2 separate regions of the Homo sapiens genome follow, and region 1 is linked to region 2. Evidence: chromatin loops called from intact Hi-C (ENCODE). Cell type or tissue: tibial artery. All regions are shown on one strand. Links, peaks and the distances in the headings refer to the core of each region. The heading gives the core; the rest is flanking DNA.

What was found. A loop is a pair of places that touch in the nucleus more often than their neighbours do. Peaks named below come from ENCODE experiments on the same cell type or tissue, not always from the same donor. Only the 100,000 strongest peaks of a DNase experiment are listed, where the experiment ranks them.
Region 1: it touches region 2 in a loop (2.2-fold over the local background); 18 of 110 quality-filtered maps call a loop at or near these places.

The regions. Positions count from the first base shown.
Region 1 is chr11:11,043,310-11,046,216 of GRCh38, forward strand. No RefSeq gene overlaps it. Among named protein-coding and RNA genes, the nearest start is that of LINC02752, 71 kb to the right of the region's middle. In tibial artery, for the core only: no CTCF peak of the experiment used is centred there; no DNase peak of the experiment used is centred there.
Region 2 is chr11:11,635,540-11,638,446 of GRCh38, forward strand. It overlaps LOC105376553 (a long non-coding RNA gene), which reads right to left. Exons shown (of 4, transcript XR_931034.3): 4 at 1-352. Among named protein-coding and RNA genes, the nearest start is that of GALNT18, 15 kb to the left of the region's middle. In tibial artery, for the core only: no CTCF peak of the experiment used is centred there; a DNase peak (open chromatin) is centred at 1,352.

The DNA of each region.
Region 1 (2,907 bases), core at 133-2,632, 590 kb before region 2:
TGGCTGATGAGAAATCAAGTCTCGATATAGTTTTAATCTTCATTTTTCTATCATGAGCAAGGTTGCACATTTTTTTCATACTTCTATATTTCTGCAGCTGAGATGAGCCCCCTATATTTTGGCTTTCACTTTGAGCCTCAGTCATATCTGGGCTTTTGCCTTGCAGGGCATGCTGTGACTTCTTTGGCCAGTGGGGTGACGAGGAGCATTTGAGGATACCTCTTAAGCCTGTGATCTTAGCTTTGCCTCTCTGAGGCCTACAAGCTGGAGATCAGCTTCAGTCCACCTGGGAACCAGTGAAAAACAGTAATAATCAAAACAGGCTTTACACCTGTATAGCAGTTTGCAAAAAATCTCAGATGAATTGTGTCATTTGGTCTTCTCAATAACCCCATGAAGCGTGTGCTTTCAACCTGTTTACAAATGGGGAAACTGAGGCTCAGAGAAGTCAAGTGACTCACCCAAGGGCACACAGCTGGAGAGTGGTAGAGCTGGGCCTCTTCTCGGGTCGGTTTGATCCCAAAGCCCTGGCTCTTCCCACTGCACCATAGAGAATCTGAACTTGACAGATGCTTTACCATTCAGGCTGCCAAGTGGAAACTGCAAGATGGATAATGAGGAAGTCATTTTTCAGGGGATCAGTGTGGATGAAAGATTAATTGATGAAATGCTGCCAAAAGGAGGATTCAGAGTCTGGATTATGTTCCAGGAACTCAGGGCACCAGGAGGAGGGAGAACATTCTAGAAGAGAAAGATAACAGGAGAGGAAAGAAGGAGGATGGAGATCAAAGCCGGACACTTGACATCCCAAACAGCTGGTCTCAGGCACTGCTTTTGGGTGGCAGCGCTCACGGGATACCCCTGCTTAGAGGCTGGCCACCTACTGGTCCCTCTGCCCCAGTTATCTTGGGGACCTGGGGTTTCTCTGTCTCCTGCCCTCCCATGCCACACCCAAGGCAGTGGCCTCCGTGGGGAGGCCTGCCTGGTACACACTGCTCAGATCCATCTGCTCATCTCCATGCTGCCAGCCCTGCCTCCCTGGGCTGGCTCCACTCCCTGCCTTCCTCTTGGACATGTTTTCTAGGGAGGTCATGTCTTGCTGCTCTCAGAGGCAGGCAGAGCAATGCTGAATTCTGACCCCATCACTTTTTGTGCTGCCTTAGAGAGGTCGTTCTCAGAACCTCCCTTCCCTCAACTGTAAAATGAGGATGGTATGCCTGCCAAGAAGAGTTGCGGTCAGGGTGAAGTAAGGTCTGGAAACCTCCTAGCCCAGTGCCAGGCCTTGGGAAACTGCTCCGTAAGAGGCGGCCATTTTCATCTTGGTGATGCCACCTTGGCCTCTCAGAAGCATGCCTCCTTCCCTGTACTGTGCTCCTCTCCAGCCTTCTCTCAGATAATGCTGGCTGTGATACTGGATTCCTGGGTGTTGTTTCATCCTTCCCCTTCCTGGGGAATTATTGCTTCTAACCTAGCTGCCCTGGGCTGAGAGGAGGGGCTGGGTCAGCGGGAGGCAGGAAGGGCAGCTTCGTACACAAGCCCTCCCTGGGTCTTGCTAACTTCCTGCCCACTCTCCTGTCCCCAACACCTTCCCACTCTGCTCCAGCCTGGGGGAGGTGGATGCAGCTCACTCTGTGTAACCAGTCCCTGGCAGAACCCTGTTCCAAGGGAGGACTCCCCAGGTCATCTCAGCTGGTGCTCCTGGGCTCTTTCAGGAATCTCTGCCTGCAGACCTCACCTGCTACCTCCCCTCAGCCCTTGGTAGAGCCATGATGGACAAGCCTCTTCACTGGCTTGGCCAGGAGAGCCTTAGGCCCTGGAACTAGGTGGGAGGGGCTGCCGGGGTACAGCCTCAGAGCTCAAAGATTTAACTCTCTTTCCTGAGGGGCCAGTTATAGTCCCTAAAATGCTTTAAGAGGAGGATCCTACCTGCCTCTTCTTCTCTAGCACAGCTAGAGTGATAACTTGGTAGGAGGACTGTGGAGGTACAGCAGGACCAGGCCTGTGGGCAGGAGAGGTGCCAGGACTGATCAGACTGGAGCTTGGCAGGGTTACTGGACCAGTTCCTGTGGTGGCTGCCAGGTACCCCAATGAAATAAGCCTGGTGCAGGCTGGCATCATCTGGTGCAGGGGCCTATGGGGAGGGGCAGCAGGCATCTCAGGAAAGCAGGGAGCCCGGAGAGGATCAGAATGGCCCTTTAATGAGCCCCTCTTGTGTGTTGGCATTGCATCTGTGTCAAGTGGGTGGTAACAGCAGAGCACAGGAGGCATATCCTGGAACCCAGAGAAAATGATGGCAAGAGCTAGGCCAGGAGCCATGCTGCAGCCTCGGAGACCGAGGCTCAGGGCACAGCCAGTTCCGGCAGATAATTGACATGCTAGGCAGGAAACAGAGGCAGAAGCCCAGTCATATGACCTAGATTAACATGATAGAGCTCAGGGGAGCCAACGAGTCTGTGAGAACACAGTGGTCCCGAGTTCTCTTGGGTCCCACCTGCTAATGGGGCTGAGACTCCCAGCCTTCTTCCCATCCTGCTCAGGGAAATCTCAAGGACTGGCCAGAGCTGACTGTGTAGCTGTTTTGCTTGAGAGCTGAGAGCCAGGAGGGGCTGGAGAAAACAGGATCTTTGGCTTTCTCCCTGGCTATAATTCACCATTTCTACTTCCCACCCAAATACTATGCTTTCTGTAGCTGGGATCTAGGTTTGAGTTTTCCTTCTTCTTACACTGCCAGCCTCTTGGCATCCATGGGCTCTTTTGATTAGCAGCCAGCAGAGTGTCTTCTAGTGGTAATGATGCTCCCAGGTTTGAAAAGTTCTTCTTTATTCCCAGGGATGAAATACTTCAAGCCCTTCATTATCTCTGTGTCGATGAAAAGAGTCAAACTCTGTGAAATATTTCAATAGATTT
Region 2 (2,907 bases), core at 108-2,607:
GGCAGCCTTTAAGTCTAATGATGTGTTTACAATTCACGCTCTGCCAGATATTAAAGCAACGCAATGCACTTGGGGATGATAAAGCATTACTTGGAATTGTCAGCAGAGGGACAGGCCCAAGAAGAGTTCCAGTCTGTTTTTATACAGAACAAAGATCACTGTCTCCACTACAAAGGATCCATGTGCAGATGGTGGCAGAGTGATTCCGGTTCAAAGGCAGGGCTTTTGCTGGAACTTTCCAAGCTTCGCTAAAGAGCAGCCTGACAGCTGATCAGCCAGCCCTGGTTCCAGTCAGCCCTAGACAGAATGAAAGGTGTGAGGATTTTCAGCCTCCATGATGGCATCAGGTTGTCTGTTGAAGAAAAAAAAAGAAAAAAAATGGAACCAGAAATATTTTGTGATTGGGGCATCTGAGAAAGTGAGCAAACAAGAAGCAGCAGAGAATGCTTACCCTTTGCATTGACACTTTTAGATGGTACCACCTCATCCTCCTCACGAGTCCCTGTCCCTGCCCTTTATGGCTAATGATCTTGCAGCCCCGCACAAGCTGCTCTCCCTTCTTCGTGTTCCTGCTTACAGTACTTCAGCTCCTCTCCTCCTCTACATTAACCCTGCACTTCCCAGGCCCCCAGTGGAGAACCCATTTCTACCACAGCCTCCTAAACTGCCTGTGTCAGATCAGAGGCCCTCCTGACATGACCGTCAATTCAGGGCCATCAGACACATTAAGGTGTGATTTACATAGTCAGTAATGGGGGTAAGAAGAGTTAGGGGATTCCACTATTGAGAGTCATAGGAAGGGAAGGAGAGTCCTCTTTGTCTTAGATGTTACTGACATCTATAACTTCACTTTCTTCAAGTATTTTTGATCAATTAAGCTCTGCTTTAAGGTTTATTCTGACTACCCTCAAGGGATTGATCCTGAGCAGACCAGAGTGGAGGGGGTGTACATACACAATAGGGCAAGTGACAGGACTTCCTTGGATCTCATCAAAACTGAGATGGTGCTCCTGGAGGCACCACAGAAGGAATTACAAACAGTCAAAACAATAACAAAACAAGGAAGGCAGCAGTGCAGTGGCCAGAAAAAACAAAAATTAAGCGAGTCAGCATGATGGCCACTTTTGCTCTGCCACCAAATCCTGTCTTTCTGTCTTTGTTCATCTCTCTTTCACTGAACACAGAAATAATACAAAGCCCGATGGACAGGACACTGTCCCAGAGACATTTGCTATCTCCTTCCTACCCACACTCTCCTCTTAGAGAAACTGTCAGCCCTGGCAGGGGCAGCGCTATGCATTTTGCCACCTGCTTCTCCCACCACCCTGAGTCTCGAGCCTGGCAAAGCTGATTGGACAGGAAATGGAAGCCTCTCAGCCAGAAGCTAGCCCAGGAATTTGTGACTGAGACACAAATGACTAAATCTGTTAGCAATGGGGAGGAAAGGAAGACAGTGGTACAGAGCAGGGAGGTAAGACCACCATTTTAGGGCAGCCATGGTGGACTATATACAAGTAGATGGGTAAACAGAGACGCCAAGAAACCAGTTGAAGAGAGAAGAAAAAAGGAGAAATGCTGAGGGAAGGCAGAAACAGAAAGCCATGTGAAAGAAAGAAAGAGAGACACACAGAGAGACAGAGAGTTCTCTACAGTCCTACAGTTGCATTTCATGAGATTCCCCTACCACAGTTAAGTTCCAGTGAATGGGCATCCTTGCCATCAGAAGATCCCTGACTTACATAGACTTTGAATCCCTACTTCCATGTTACTCACAAGCTCACTAAAGACATAATTCACCTTGCAATGCGAGCTCACTAACTAATGAGCAGCTACTAAGTGCCAGAGTGGTGGCAAGCTATGGATCAGAACACACCAGTTCTAAACACGCTTGGTGCTGCTGTCCTTGCAATAGTGAGTTCTCATGAGATCCATTTGTTTAAAAGCATGTGGCACTTCTCCCCCACTCTCTCTCTTGCTCCCACTCTTGCCATGTGATGTGCCTGCTCCCACTTTGCCTTCTGCCATGAGTAAAAACTCCCTGAGGACTCTCCAGAAGCTGAGCAGGCATCAGCACCACATTTGTACAGCCTGCTGAACTGTGAGTCAATTAAACCTCTTTTCTTTATAAATTAACCATTCTCAGGTATTTTCTTATAGCAACGCAAGAACTGCCTAACACAAAAGCCCTGTAACTAGAAAGTAGCAGAACCTGGGTGGGAACCTGGTGAGGCTGACTGCAAAGCCACATTCCTTCCAGTGCCTGTACTGCCCCTCCAGGGACATATAGAGATGTGTGTGTGTGTGTGTGTGTGTGTGTGTGTGTGTGTGTGTGTGTATGTGTTCACAATGAATGACAAAGAATGGAGCATGAGTGCAGAAACGTTACATATGGTGCTATATATGGGATAGACCTGCCCAATAAATTGTCTTGCTCTGAATGCCCATTGATAAACTCTAGAAGAAGAGAAACTTAGGAGTCAGTCTAGAAATTATTTTCTTTCATCATGACCCACCCCTCAACACACACATACTAATAGTCTCAAAGTCCTGTGGCTTTTTAGTCCTCCCTAGCACTACGTCCAGGTCTGACCATTTCTTCTTTTCACCATGTGCTATTTGTCTTCGGCTTCCTGGCACCTAACACTGTGCTTGGAGCAGAGTGGGTGATTGCTAATGTTTGTTGAAACCAATGGAACTGCTTAATCCTGTGGGATAAATGCTCCCTGTACAATGCCCTTGCCTTGAATGAAAACAGTTGATGCCCTCCTTACTTGTGATCTCAACATGAACATTTCCCCCAGGTCCCTGCAAAGTTGGTGATTGCTGCTTGGTTTCTTCACTCCATTAGGAGCACCACGCTTCATCATCAGTTGCTGTTCTCTTCAGAAACTCTTTATGTTGCCCAGC